2 separate regions of the Mus musculus genome follow, and region 1 is linked to region 2. A link is a contact called in ENCODE Hi-C or POLR2A ChIA-PET data. All regions are on one chromosome and are shown on one strand. Each heading gives the region's core, a stretch centred on a gene start or an enhancer-like site at or near the end of the contact. The rest is flanking DNA. Distances are from core to core; before and after follow the strand shown.

Evidence for each region. Hi-C counts contacts between places; a loop is a spot of excess contacts on that map. ChIA-PET counts read pairs that join two places held with the same protein, here RNA polymerase II (POLR2A).
Region 1: a map of heart shows a loop between it and region 2 (2.1-fold over the local background). The contact joins the promoter of Gpr183 here to the enhancer-like site in region 2. A Hi-C loop is called at or near these places in 4 of 37 maps with a recorded cell type or tissue (CH12.LX, T-helper 2 cell and heart). POLR2A ChIA-PET finds 5 or more read pairs at or near these places in 1 of 5 experiments (embryonic stem cell).

What each region holds. Positions count from the first base shown.
Region 1 is chr14:121,963,453-121,969,028 of GRCm38, reverse strand. It overlaps Gpr183 (G protein-coupled receptor 183), which reads left to right and starts at 3,836. Exons shown (of 2, transcript NM_183031.2): 1 at 3,836-3,976. All of the region lies in intron 4 of Ubac2 (ubiquitin associated domain containing 2), which reads right to left.
Region 2 is chr14:121,928,287-121,934,560 of GRCm38, reverse strand. The region is part of intron 4 of Ubac2 (ubiquitin associated domain containing 2); the gene reads right to left. It overlaps Gm46485 (a long non-coding RNA gene), which reads right to left. Exons shown (of 2, transcript XR_001781471.2): 2 at 303-6,274. Among named protein-coding and RNA genes, the nearest start is that of Gpr18, 16 kb to the right of the region's middle. Within about 2 kb of position 2,825, at least 1 of the 3 ENCODE cell types and tissues checked has a DNase peak (open chromatin) inside an H3K27ac peak, as active enhancers do; it is heart, where a contact is called at or near this core.

The DNA.
Region 1 (5,576 bases), core at 2,587-5,086, 33 kb before region 2:
AGGGTGTACTGTGAGACATACTGTGACAGGACGAGATTTGTTTAGGACGAGATTTGTTTGTTTGTTTTGCTTTATCTTTATTCTTTACTTTCTATAGGGGAGGTTGCAAGGGTAGCAGGCAAGAGGTGGGTGGGACCAGGTGCATGGTGTGAATTCAAAGGATCAATAACAAGTTAAAGAAAAGGCAGAACAGCACAGTAGAACTTGCTTTGTTATACCCCCACCCACAGAGAGAGAGAGAGAGAGAGAGAGAGAGAGAGAGAGAGAGAGAGAGAGAGAAAGAGAGAGAGAGAATATAAAACTTTCTGGGTCTGGAGAGATGAATCAGCAGTTAAGAGCACTTGTCTTACAGAGAACCTGGGTTCGACTCCCCGCACACATGTGGTGGCTCACAACCATCCGTAACACACATGTACAGGAATATTAAGTGAGCAGAAAACTCAAATGTAAATCTATAATTTAAAAAATATTTCCTTATTCCATCACTTTTAATAGGATTAAAGCAAAGCTTTGTGTCTGTATCAGAATATGGTTTGGTAAGGTCAGGTGTGATGGCCCACCTATCTCAGCACTTGGTAAGGTCAGGTGTGATGGTCCACCTATCTCAGCACTTGGTAAGGTCAGGTGTGATGGTCCACCTATCTCAGCACTTGGTAAGGTCAGGTGTGATGGTCCACCTATCTCAGCACTTGGTAAGGTCAGGTGTGGGATGGTCCACCTATCTCAGCACTTGGTAAGGTCAGGTGTGATGGCCCACCTATCTCAGCACTTGGGAGACAGAAGCCAGAGGATCTCTGCAAGATGGAAACCAGCCCGGGCTATATATTAAGACCCTGTCTCAAAAACAAACAAACAATCCAACACACATACCAAGACAACGGCCCGGTATTCTCTGAAATACCAAACCCTAGGGACAGACTCTGTGCCAAGAGGGCTTGCTGCTCACTGCAGGACCAGAGTTCAGTCCCCAGCACTAACATCAGATGTCTCACAACTGCTTGTAACTCCAACTCCAAACAATCACACACCCTCTTTTAGATTCTATGAGCACGAGCACATATATGGCATTCACTCACACACACACACACACACACACACACACACACACACACACACACAATTAAAATAAATCTTAAAAAAAAAAGAAACCCCTGCTTTGTTAGACAGTTGCACTGGGGTCCCCTTGCCCTCTCCCCTCCCCCAAGCACAACTGCAGCTTCTCGACTCACAGGAGCTTTTCTCTTCACATCTATCAACAAATGCAACATAAAACACCATTTACTAAATAGCCAGAAGCACAGCTCTTGCTTGAGGTCACAGTTTAACATAACCTCCACCCTCCCAGAAAATAAACGGCAATAATTTCAGTGCCCACAGCTTGTATTTTATCCAGCAAGAGAAGAAGTATAAAAAGTCCTTAGACACTAATCACTGCATCATTTCGAATGATGACTAAACAGGAGACCACAGGTGGGAACAGGGCAAAGGCACACATTTTAAACCAGGACTCTCTGGGTTGTTTTGCTGAAATTTTGTGTTGCTATTTCTATATACGCAAGGCGTCACAAAATACCATAATGTTATTAGTCACTGACCAGTTTTTCCCTTTTCCTTATTTTCTGACAACATCTGTTCTTTACACTGGCAACAATCATTCACAGTGACCTTTTACGCAGAGTCAACAGCTAACTTCTGGGAGCCTCCTTATCTTAAGCAAAGAGCTAGAAGCACACAAGAAAATCAGTCAGTAGATAACTTATTCCTTTAATATCCTTACTAGTTACAGAGTACCTACTATACACTCAAGACCGACCATACTTCAGAGAGCAAACAAAGAAAACACTTCACACAGATGTCTGCCTCACTTCTAGGACACTGGGTTCACTGGTATAGTATGACCACTGCTAAACAACTGTCAACAACAAAACAGGCCTAGCGTTTCCTCTCCCATGCAGCTACAGCAGCATCTGCAGGCTTCTTCATACACTTCTTAGATTATTTCTCATACAAAAGAAAGGGTGAAAGGGTGGACCCACCAGGCCTTTAGTCCTGGTATGCAGGAGGGAGAGGCAGGCGGATCTCTATGAATCCTGGGCCAGCCATCTAAAAAAAAAAAAAAAAAAAAAAAGATGATGGATCCTACTTGCCATAAAACTTGCTTTAAGTAGCTGGGTCTTCCAAAAAGTATCCCACTAGGATGGTCTTGTAACAAACTGGAAATTCCTAGTATGTGCCAATTCCATCTTGCTTATATGCAGTGCTAGGAATATAAGCCAGGGCCTGGCACATGCTAATGCTCTCTGCACTCGGCCACATCCTGAGCCCTCAATGGTGGGTGTATAAGGTGAACTGGTTCTAGGTTATGCCAAGTTTACCTATCAAGTCACAAAGTCTTCGAATCCACATCATAAGGCTGACTTACCTTGGCTCTCACTTGCCTTTATTTTATACATAACCAAGTGGGTGCCCAAGAATCCCACTGACTTGGTGCTTGCTCTTTGGTTTTCCTCTGCAGACCTTCAACAGCACAACTGAAAGGCAATTCTACAGAAGCCTAGGCCAAGAGGACACCCACCTCTGGTAGGCTGCAAGATAGTCACTTGTCACCAAGCCTTTAATCCCTAGAATCCAGGTGGCAGAAGAGGAGAATCTGTCCCTAAAAGTTGTTCTCTGATCTATGTATGCCCTGGCACACATGCTATAAACATATATAGCACATGTGTAAGCACACTAACACATACATGCAAAATAAATAAAATGTGATTTTGAAAAACTTCTAAGGCCTCTGGGGGCATAAAGCTACAGATTCCTATCAAAATGACTCAATTCTCTCTATAGCATCCCTCAAAATCAACCAGTTTACCAAAGCATTCTTGTTTTGTTTTGTTTTTTTTCTTTTAAAGCACATTCCATTTTAAACAAGGGAGAGCTGTCTGCAGGTTTGGCTTGAAAATCTGCTGCAGCCCCCATCCCCTGACCCATCTTCTATTTCCCTGAATAAGGATGGGTGACAGAAGCAGTGTACAGCCCCACTCTGCAGGAAGGTGGGGCTGTAGTCCTGGGAGGCTTAAGCCTCTCTGCTCATGGAATCCCTGTCCCCCAACACCCAGGCGCAGCACAAGTGAGGCCTGTCTTCCAAAAGCAGCACGCACGTATGGCAGGCTAGATCACAGGTGGGCATGGGTGACTGCCACCTCTCTGGCTTGCTCAGAGCACTCTACGCAGTACCTGCTGGGTTCAAGGAGTGAGCTCAAGGCATCATGGGACTAGAACAGGTCTCTCTGGTACTATGTACCTGAGGCTGAACTCTTCAATAACGTGTCTGCCAACTGTCCTAGATCTTTCTGTGCCCACTGCCACTGAGTCAGTCAGTTGTTCTCGACACTGAAAATGTAACTAACTTACACACAAGGAAGGCCTTTCTCCCTCACCACAGACACCCATCTTTGACACAGCTGTTCAGGTTCAGACTCTACACTACACTCCTGATACCACCACGCCTCCAGGCAGACAGCACTATTACACTTGACATTTTTCCTTAACCTAAACTTTATGTAAAATATCAACATAAGGTCACCAGTAACTATACCTATCTCTCTCCCTCCTCCCTCTTTCTGTTTAAAGCTTATTGCTTAAAAAAAAAAAAAAAAACTTTTAAGACTTAAATCCTTATTGAAAAAAATTTAAAAGTTCCATAGATATGAGCATTTCACAAAGTCCAAGGGGCTTTTGAACAGTTTTTAAAAATCAGTATCAGAAAAAAAATCTCACTTCCCATCCCATTTGAAAAAAAAGCACGTAGCATATGTGAGGTTAACTGATCACGGCTATGCTCAGTCACAGGATGACAGGAAAAAGGCACCACCATAAAAGGACGCCTGCTCGATCACTCTTAAAGCAACATGCCCAGCTTAGCTAACTCCATTCTGAGCAAACACGGACTGCCACAACGGAGGTCCTAGCCACCTTCTGATATGTAAGTACCTGACATGATTCTCTTTAAGTTAAGGAATACTTTAAAAACCTAAGTTTCAAAGTAAAATAATGTACTAGATACCAGCTGTAATAACTGTCTGTTTAGATTTCCTTGGGGTCACTGGCAGCTCAATGTAGCTCCCGAGATGGAAGCAATGAATGAAACATTTTATGAATTTCAAAATTCAATTATTTCAGGATTCTTTACTATAAAGAGAAAGGAACAATGGTGCTGAGGCAGAGCATTCCTAAATTTGGATGTAGTTTATATACAATATAACCATTTAACCTAATTTTTAAAAATTCATTGCATTTGACTACCTGGCGTGCATTTATGTACAGGAAAGTAGTTTTGATGATAGACTATCAGCAGCAGACTTCCCGGGGTAAGGGGCTTATTTTCTAAAGCATCAGATATAGAATGGTATTTTCTAGTTTGCAAAAATATTTTATCAATTTATCCTCCCACCAGCAAAGATGTTTGATCAGCCTGGGCTCTCCTGCCTCAGAAGCAAAACCATTCTAAAGACCAACTATTTTAAGTGAAAAATAAAATTTGTTATTTGGTTTCTATTATTAGGTGACCAGTAATGCTAAATGAGCTTCCACATTTATATTCTAAAAATTTTGGAAAAAAAAAAAACCTGTAAAACAAAGATTATATGTGGAGATTTAAAAACTCAATTTCCAGGGTAAGAGCAGAAGTTAAGAGAAATGCCTAACAAAATATAAGCCATAAAGGGACTTCCTTTAAAGAAGGCTGGGGGTCGTAGATGTGGTGGCACTCTCTGTAAGGGTGTCACCCGGAGTGTAGGAGAGTATAATGTTAAGGGAGGGCTTGGACTCAGTCCTAAAACCCAGGCTCCATCATTTAGAACTGCTCAGCCCCATACAAGTTGCTGAAGGTTTCTGGCTGTGGTCGTTTCATTCAGAAAGTGGGGAGAAGTGTTTCTGCCAAGTCCTTCTCTGACTCTCTGAGTAGGTGCCGGCACACTGCATGCCATTCCCACCCTGCCCATCAGCCCACAGAAAGATAAATGTACAAATTATTTTCTTGAGCTTGCCTGAAGATGTCTGCTTTCTGTTACAGTGTATGTAAAGACTTGAGGTGTGCTTTCTAGTATCTCAGAGTGTTTGTCTCTGGGGCTTAATGGTGCTTTGTGAACCTAGAACTGCTAGGGCACACGGTTCCACAAAGCAGCCTTGCTTGCAGGCTTGTACGATACGTGGGTGGCTGTGGTAATAAGTCCTTTTATAAGCTTTTGGCGGGCTTCCTAGAGTTAATTAGTGTTGTTATCAGTCACCTAGCAGAGTAAACTCTGTGACAACTGAGCTCCCTCCAGGACTTCCAAGCATGCATGGCAGACTTTTACTAGAGAACTACTGTAGGTCAGCCTACAGCACTTCTGTGATGTGAAATGTTCATGCAAAGTTCCTAATCCTGACCTGTAGTCACCAAGAAATGAAAGCATTTAAAGGGATACCCTTCTCTTTGTCATAGTAAGAGCTAAGGTTTTGGAGGTGGGCAATGTCCTTCTGTCTGTCCTGGGCTGCTTGTGCTGTCTTCGCCATGGTTACAAGACTAGATCACACATGCAGAA
Region 2 (6,274 bases), core at 1,576-4,075:
ACAGTTCTATGGGGTGAGTTCATTTCTTAACCGTCTGTGTTCTCTGTCCTCAAGCACTGGCTTTAAAACTGTGCGTCAGGCTGAGGTGAGGACTGTGAGAAACCTGACCTGCTCAAGACAACAGGGAAGGCCCAGCTGTGACCCTGGTGGTGAGGCAGATCTTGCTGAAACTGGGTGCTTTCACAAGTTAGCATCACGGTCCCTGAGTGTAGAGAAGGGGAGATGACTAGAACACAATTTGTGGAGAAATATGGCATATTCATTTGCTTCTCTGTTTGCTAAACAACATAACCAGAGGCAGCTGAGGAGGAAAGGATTTATTTGGCTTCTGCTGTCATGTCACAGACGTGAGGGAAGCCAGGGCGGGAACTGATGCAGCCTGCATGGAGGTACACTGCTTACTGACTTGCTCTCCAAGGCTTGCTCAACTTGTTTTATTCAGCCCCAGACCACCTGCCCAGGGGCAACACTGCTGAGGTGAGTGTCTCACAGGCCGACCTGATGGGAGCAGTCTTCCCCAGTGACTCCAGGTTGTGTAAAACAGACAGAAGCACATGAGGCATGAGTCTCCATGCCAGTGTGGCTAAGCAGGACTGCTGCTGAAGGAAGCTGTGTGAAGCACAAAGGACCCAGGACACAGGTTTGTGGAGGAAGACAGTGTCGGTGCCAGCACTGGGGCAGGATCCCAGCAACAGTGTCTCAGGCTCTCCTCCCTCCTGACTTTCTAGGAACCAGAGCGAGCAAGCGGACGGCTGCTGGCTGGACTGCAGCAGCAGTTCTATCCACAGCACCTCTGCAGCCACCTTGTTTATCTTTCTTACTGGAAGAGGAAGAGGAAGAGGAAAGGTTTCTTGGCGACCCTTTGAGACACAACCTGAGAACCAGACAATTATACCTCTCCCTAGAGGAGCTAAGACCTGCCCACTCAGGTAGTCTCCGCTTAGATCACAGCCTACCCCTTTAATTTGGATCCTCTGTGAGAAGCTGTTCTGAGCTGCGGTTTTACAGCTCTAATTCATGGTCCTAAGCAGTCCCTGGCTCCTGTTCTCGTAAGCAGGCTACACCTGTCTAAATCACACCATGCAAAAGAACGTGTAAAAGTCAGACCTTCCCCATTTGGGGGGTGGGGGCAGAGGGAGGGATATTCTCTCGAGACGCTCTTCCCCCAGACCCCCATGCACCCCTCACAGCAGCTTTCTCTCTTCACCCTTCCTGTGACCTGCATCCCTCAACAAACCTCTGCTCCAGACTCAAAGGGAAAACACTTTCCCTTGAGGAAATGCTTTCCCACCTGAAGGTCCAGCCATGATTCCCAAGCCCTGTCTCCTAGTAACCCTCACTCCTGAAGGGCTACTTAAGTGTGTGCTCCTTCCCACCAAACAGCGCTCGCTCTGCCCATTCCTCTCTTTAACGCTGACTTCCCTACTCTCCCTCTTCTGAGGGCGTCTCTCTTAAGCCTCATGGAAGCCTGTATTAAAATATCTTTAACAAAAATGTCAGCCATAACTCACTGTGTAAACTGGTCCTGGGATTCTTTTCAGCCTCCAAGCCATGAATCCTGTTTTGTTCTGAGCAGAGGCTCTACAAGTCCAAGGGGGCTCCTGAGCCTGATGAAGGCAGCAGCACGGAACTGAACCTCTGTCCTCTCATCACTGACAAAATGACCTTGAATAAAAATTCTGAGTACTTTGGAAGTAATCTTGTCAATGGAGAGAAAACTGATTTTACAATTGCCAGTGTTCTTAACCACAGTGGAAAACAATACAGCCAGGTAAGAAGAAGCCTTGCACTCACGGCCTTATCTGTCCGTTTCCCCCAACTCTCGAGAATGACATGGAGAGGGCTTCTCGAAAGGCACACACAACGACAAAGAGCCGCGAATAATAAAATTTTCCTGACTGGAAATCAGTAACTGGTCTTGCAGCAATGAAAACAGTTCAAGTGGACAACTGCACACCTCCCTCCAGCTATCAGAGTATTGAAATAATGTACCCCAAAGAACTACAAATCCCCAGGAACCTCATGCCAGGAGGATAAGGCAGCCGTGCCAGCCAGAGAAAGAACTTGTCTGCCAGGAAGATGGTTACACGGTGCTGACAACCTGCTACATGTCCTTGCAGGAGCCTGAAGCCCAGAGAGTGGTGCTGGGTGTGACAGCAGTGTGCAAGACTGCTCTCCGACATCAGTCTCCTGCCTCGGATTAAGCCTAAAGCTCAGTGCAATACCCAGACTGCCTTGTTCCTAGTTATTCCTCCCCCTAAAGCAGCACACTGGACTAATCTCCCTCTGCAGCTTTTCCCCAATACCTGTTTAATTGCTAAGGAGGAGAGGGCATACTGGGTATTAGGGCTTAGACACTAACAACTACAGTAACCATAGTGTCAATTCACGACTGAGACTCAAGCCTGTGAGAATAACAGCAGACCAGTTTTGCTGAGCTGGAAAAGCTCCTAGATTAACACTCAAACTACCCAGAGGCCCTGCAGGACCAGTGTCTTCTGGGACCATAAGAGGCAGCCAGAAACGAGAGATGGCTCTCATCTCTCTGCCTACTGACAGACTGTGGTGGAATAAGCAAATTCTTTTTAGTCTTTGTGCCATGTTCCTAGCAGAGAGCTCCTAAGCCCCTGGGATTTCCTTTGTGTAAGAAGTGGCTTCTCCCACACAGTCTGCCCCTTTCCACAGCTTCTGAATTGTGCTGCCAGGGTCCTTAGGGCAGAACCCTAGACAGCCTCAGAGGGAGCCAGAAAGACCAAGACAGTAGAGGGTGGGAACTTCCCTCCACCCATGTCCAGGAAGGGGTGGGAGGAGCTGGGGATCCTCCTGCATCACAGGTGCATGATCCACACCCAGATTTGCATGTGGCGCTTACAAAGCAAGCACTTTCCCAGTGGACCCATTTCTCCATCCCTGTCACTCCACTTTCTAACTAGATCTTAAATATGAACAGCCGAAGGCTCCGGTTATGCAAAACCCCTAATATCAAAATCAGAAAACAGCAAGTAGAAAGAATTCAAAAGAAACAAATTCTACAAAGCAATGAAATCTTGGGGGGAAACTGGAAGTTATTCCTCAGTGTTACAGGAAGATAAATCACCATGGCTATGAAACAAAAAACAAGACACCAAGAAAAATGTACAGTTGGGTAGTTAAAAGAGAGCTAGTTACAGTTAACACTGAGACAGCCAAAATATTTACTTAAATAAACAACAAGCCAACAGCAGAAGAGCTCAGTCTCTTGGTCAGTAAAAAAATGTGGACTACAATTATGGTACGTGGTGTGTCCCTTAGCCCGACAATGAGTAAAACGAAAAGGACTCTGACACTCTTGGAGGTGAGCTACCCTGTCAAAAGGATACTCCTACAACTCCAAGAAGAGGAACCAAGGCTTCCTACCCACAGCCACAAGAGTGAGTCACTCTGGAAAATGAGTCTTCAGGTAACTCTAGTCCCTGCTGACAGGAACAGGATCAATACTTTGCTCTGAAATTCCTGACCAACAAAAGATATGGCAGCAATCTTCAACAGCTAAGCACGATACCCTTCAACTCAGATTCCAACTCCAGACATCACCAAACAGAAGCATGTGTCTGTCCACAGCACAAGAGGTACAGGGGGCCATAGAAACTGGAGGAGTGTGGTGTCTTGACTTGCCACAATACTACACTACTAACGACGAGACTGACTAGAGCTACATTGGGCACCAAGGAAACAGCTAAACAAAGGACAGAAACAAACCAGACACAGCCTGTGCTTCACTATGTGTGGCTCAAACTGACAAACTAAACTGGGGTATTAAGTCAGGATCGTGTTGAAGAAGTAGCAACTGGGGGGGCAGCAAAAACGGGGCTTTCCAGGGGCAGGTGAGGCTTTACCTTGTCACACAGAAGGTGCTGAGTGAGGAAGACAGCTCTACTTTGAACCATATATTAAAAATTCAAAATAGAGCATAAACCCAAATGGCAAACCTAAAATAAAATTTCTAGAAGAAACCTACATAGGTCAGAGATTTCTCAAATACGCACAACATAGGAAGATTTTTCCAAAGAGTACACAGCATAGGCTATTTATAAACTGGTAGATTTTATTTCATTAGAGTATTTAACTACACTCTTCAAAGGTCACTATTATAAAAATCAACAGAGATAAACTTGGGGAAGTATCTGCTAAATGCACACCTAAAGAACTGGTATGAGAATACAAAGAACTCTCAAAGAACTCTTATAATAATAAGAAAGTCACAAATCTAAGTACAGGTGCACGGAGAGACTTGAAAATACACGAACAGCAGCTGAGCACATAAAAAGCAGCCAATGCCAGGCCTGATGGCACACGCCTTTAATCCCAGCACCTAGAAGACAGAGGCAGGTGGATTTCTGTACCTAGTCTACAAAGCAAGTCCAGGACAGCCAGCTAGACTACACAGGGAAACCCTCTCTAGTGGTTGGGGTCGGAGGAGCAGCTCAATACAGCACTGGATTAGGGAGATATAAATTAAAACATGGACACAACAAATACAGCATTATAATGTGTGTGTGTGTGTATGTGCGTGTGTGTGTGTGTAGATATCTGTATCTATATATCTGTATATCCATATATACTGATAGATAGATAGATAGATAGATAGATTGGTTTTTTTTTTTTACATAGATATGATCCACGGACTGAAGAGATGGCTCAGTGGTTAAGACCACTGGCTGCTCTTTCAGAGAACCTGGGTTCTGTTCTCAGTATCCACACAGTGGCTCACAACTGTCTACAACTCTAGTTCCAGAGGACATGATGCCCTCTTCTGGCCTCCACACGTGTGCTTGAATAACTGCAATGCACAGAACACGGAGATGGGCCCCTCCTCACCCTGGAGCAGTTCTAAAAACTGATTAGAACTCACTTTTCAAAGACCAATTCACCATAAAACATTAGCACATCTTCTAGGTTGTTTTCTCAGTTAAAGCACGCAGTGGAATAAAAATCACTTTCATGAATCAACTTCCTGTTCCTTATTTTTATCCTTCCTTAGAACTCACGTGCACATTTGCACCGCCAGCCATCAAGTCCCCCAACGCGTAGTTTCCTACTTCCTTCCTCTGAGCTCTGAGAATATTTACTTATTGTTGACAACTACACCATTTGTCGAAGGAATGACAAGATAAGGACTGAGCTTCCACCTTATCTGCACTCAATACTAGCCACAGACACGACATGGGAAGACAACTGCTAAAGCGTGTGCTGTAGGGTAGTGGCATTCATATCCACTACATAGTAGGACTACTTTCCTATCAACATTTACCCAACAATTCTGATAAAAATACGGTTTGTGGCTCACACAAAACAGTTATTCAACAGGATCACTAAATCCCCTTACAAAAAAAGAACAACCCGCCTTCCCCTTTCCTTAACTTTCAGATATCGGTAAGAATTCTTCCTTAAGTTCCGTATTAGAGCCAGGCTGCCCTGCATGACAACTTGCTACACAGTTAAATGTGATGTTTGGAGCTCAGGAATAGGCTCAGTGGGTAACAGTGCTAGATGCACAAACAACAGGACCAGAATTCAAATCTCCAGCCGTCACGTACAAGCTGGGGGTGGCTCTGCATACCCATCACCCAGCACTGTGCAAAACAGACAGGAGGACCTCTGGGTCCTGATGGCTGCCAGTTTACATGCAGGTTCTGTGAAAGACTCTGTCACAAGGGAATGAGGTGGGGATTCACACACAAAAAGTGTTCCTATGGTTTGAAATACGCTTTACTGTACTGTTTAGGAAAAAATAAATGCGAGTAGATAATAGTAATTCGTAACTCTCACTTGGGCCTAGGAGCTTCAGAGACAGGAAGACAACTGTCAAAGCTGGTTCTGGATGCTCCCAGCCACCCTCTTACCAGTTTTACTGAAAGAATATGTTATCACTTAGTAACATTTCAGCTCTTTTAATAACACTCAAGCCTCATTTAATAACAATTTTAAGTAGAATTACAGGTTTTACCAAGTTCCAATACCGCCATCTAGTGGCTCCAGGTGTGACTACAGGCAGAGCTTAAAAACTGCCACTTTAGGTTACTAATTTATCACTAATATGCAAACTTACACCATCTAATAAACCTAGGTAAGAATATCTAGGTGTTTATTCAAATTCAGTGAACTTCTGACATCTGACTTCAAGAGTATTTTAAACGCATATCTTTATCAACTCATTTTTTTTCTTTCTTTTTTTTTTTCTATTTCTTTTTTGTTTTCTTCTTTTCTGTTTGTTTTTTGAGACAGGGTTTCTGTG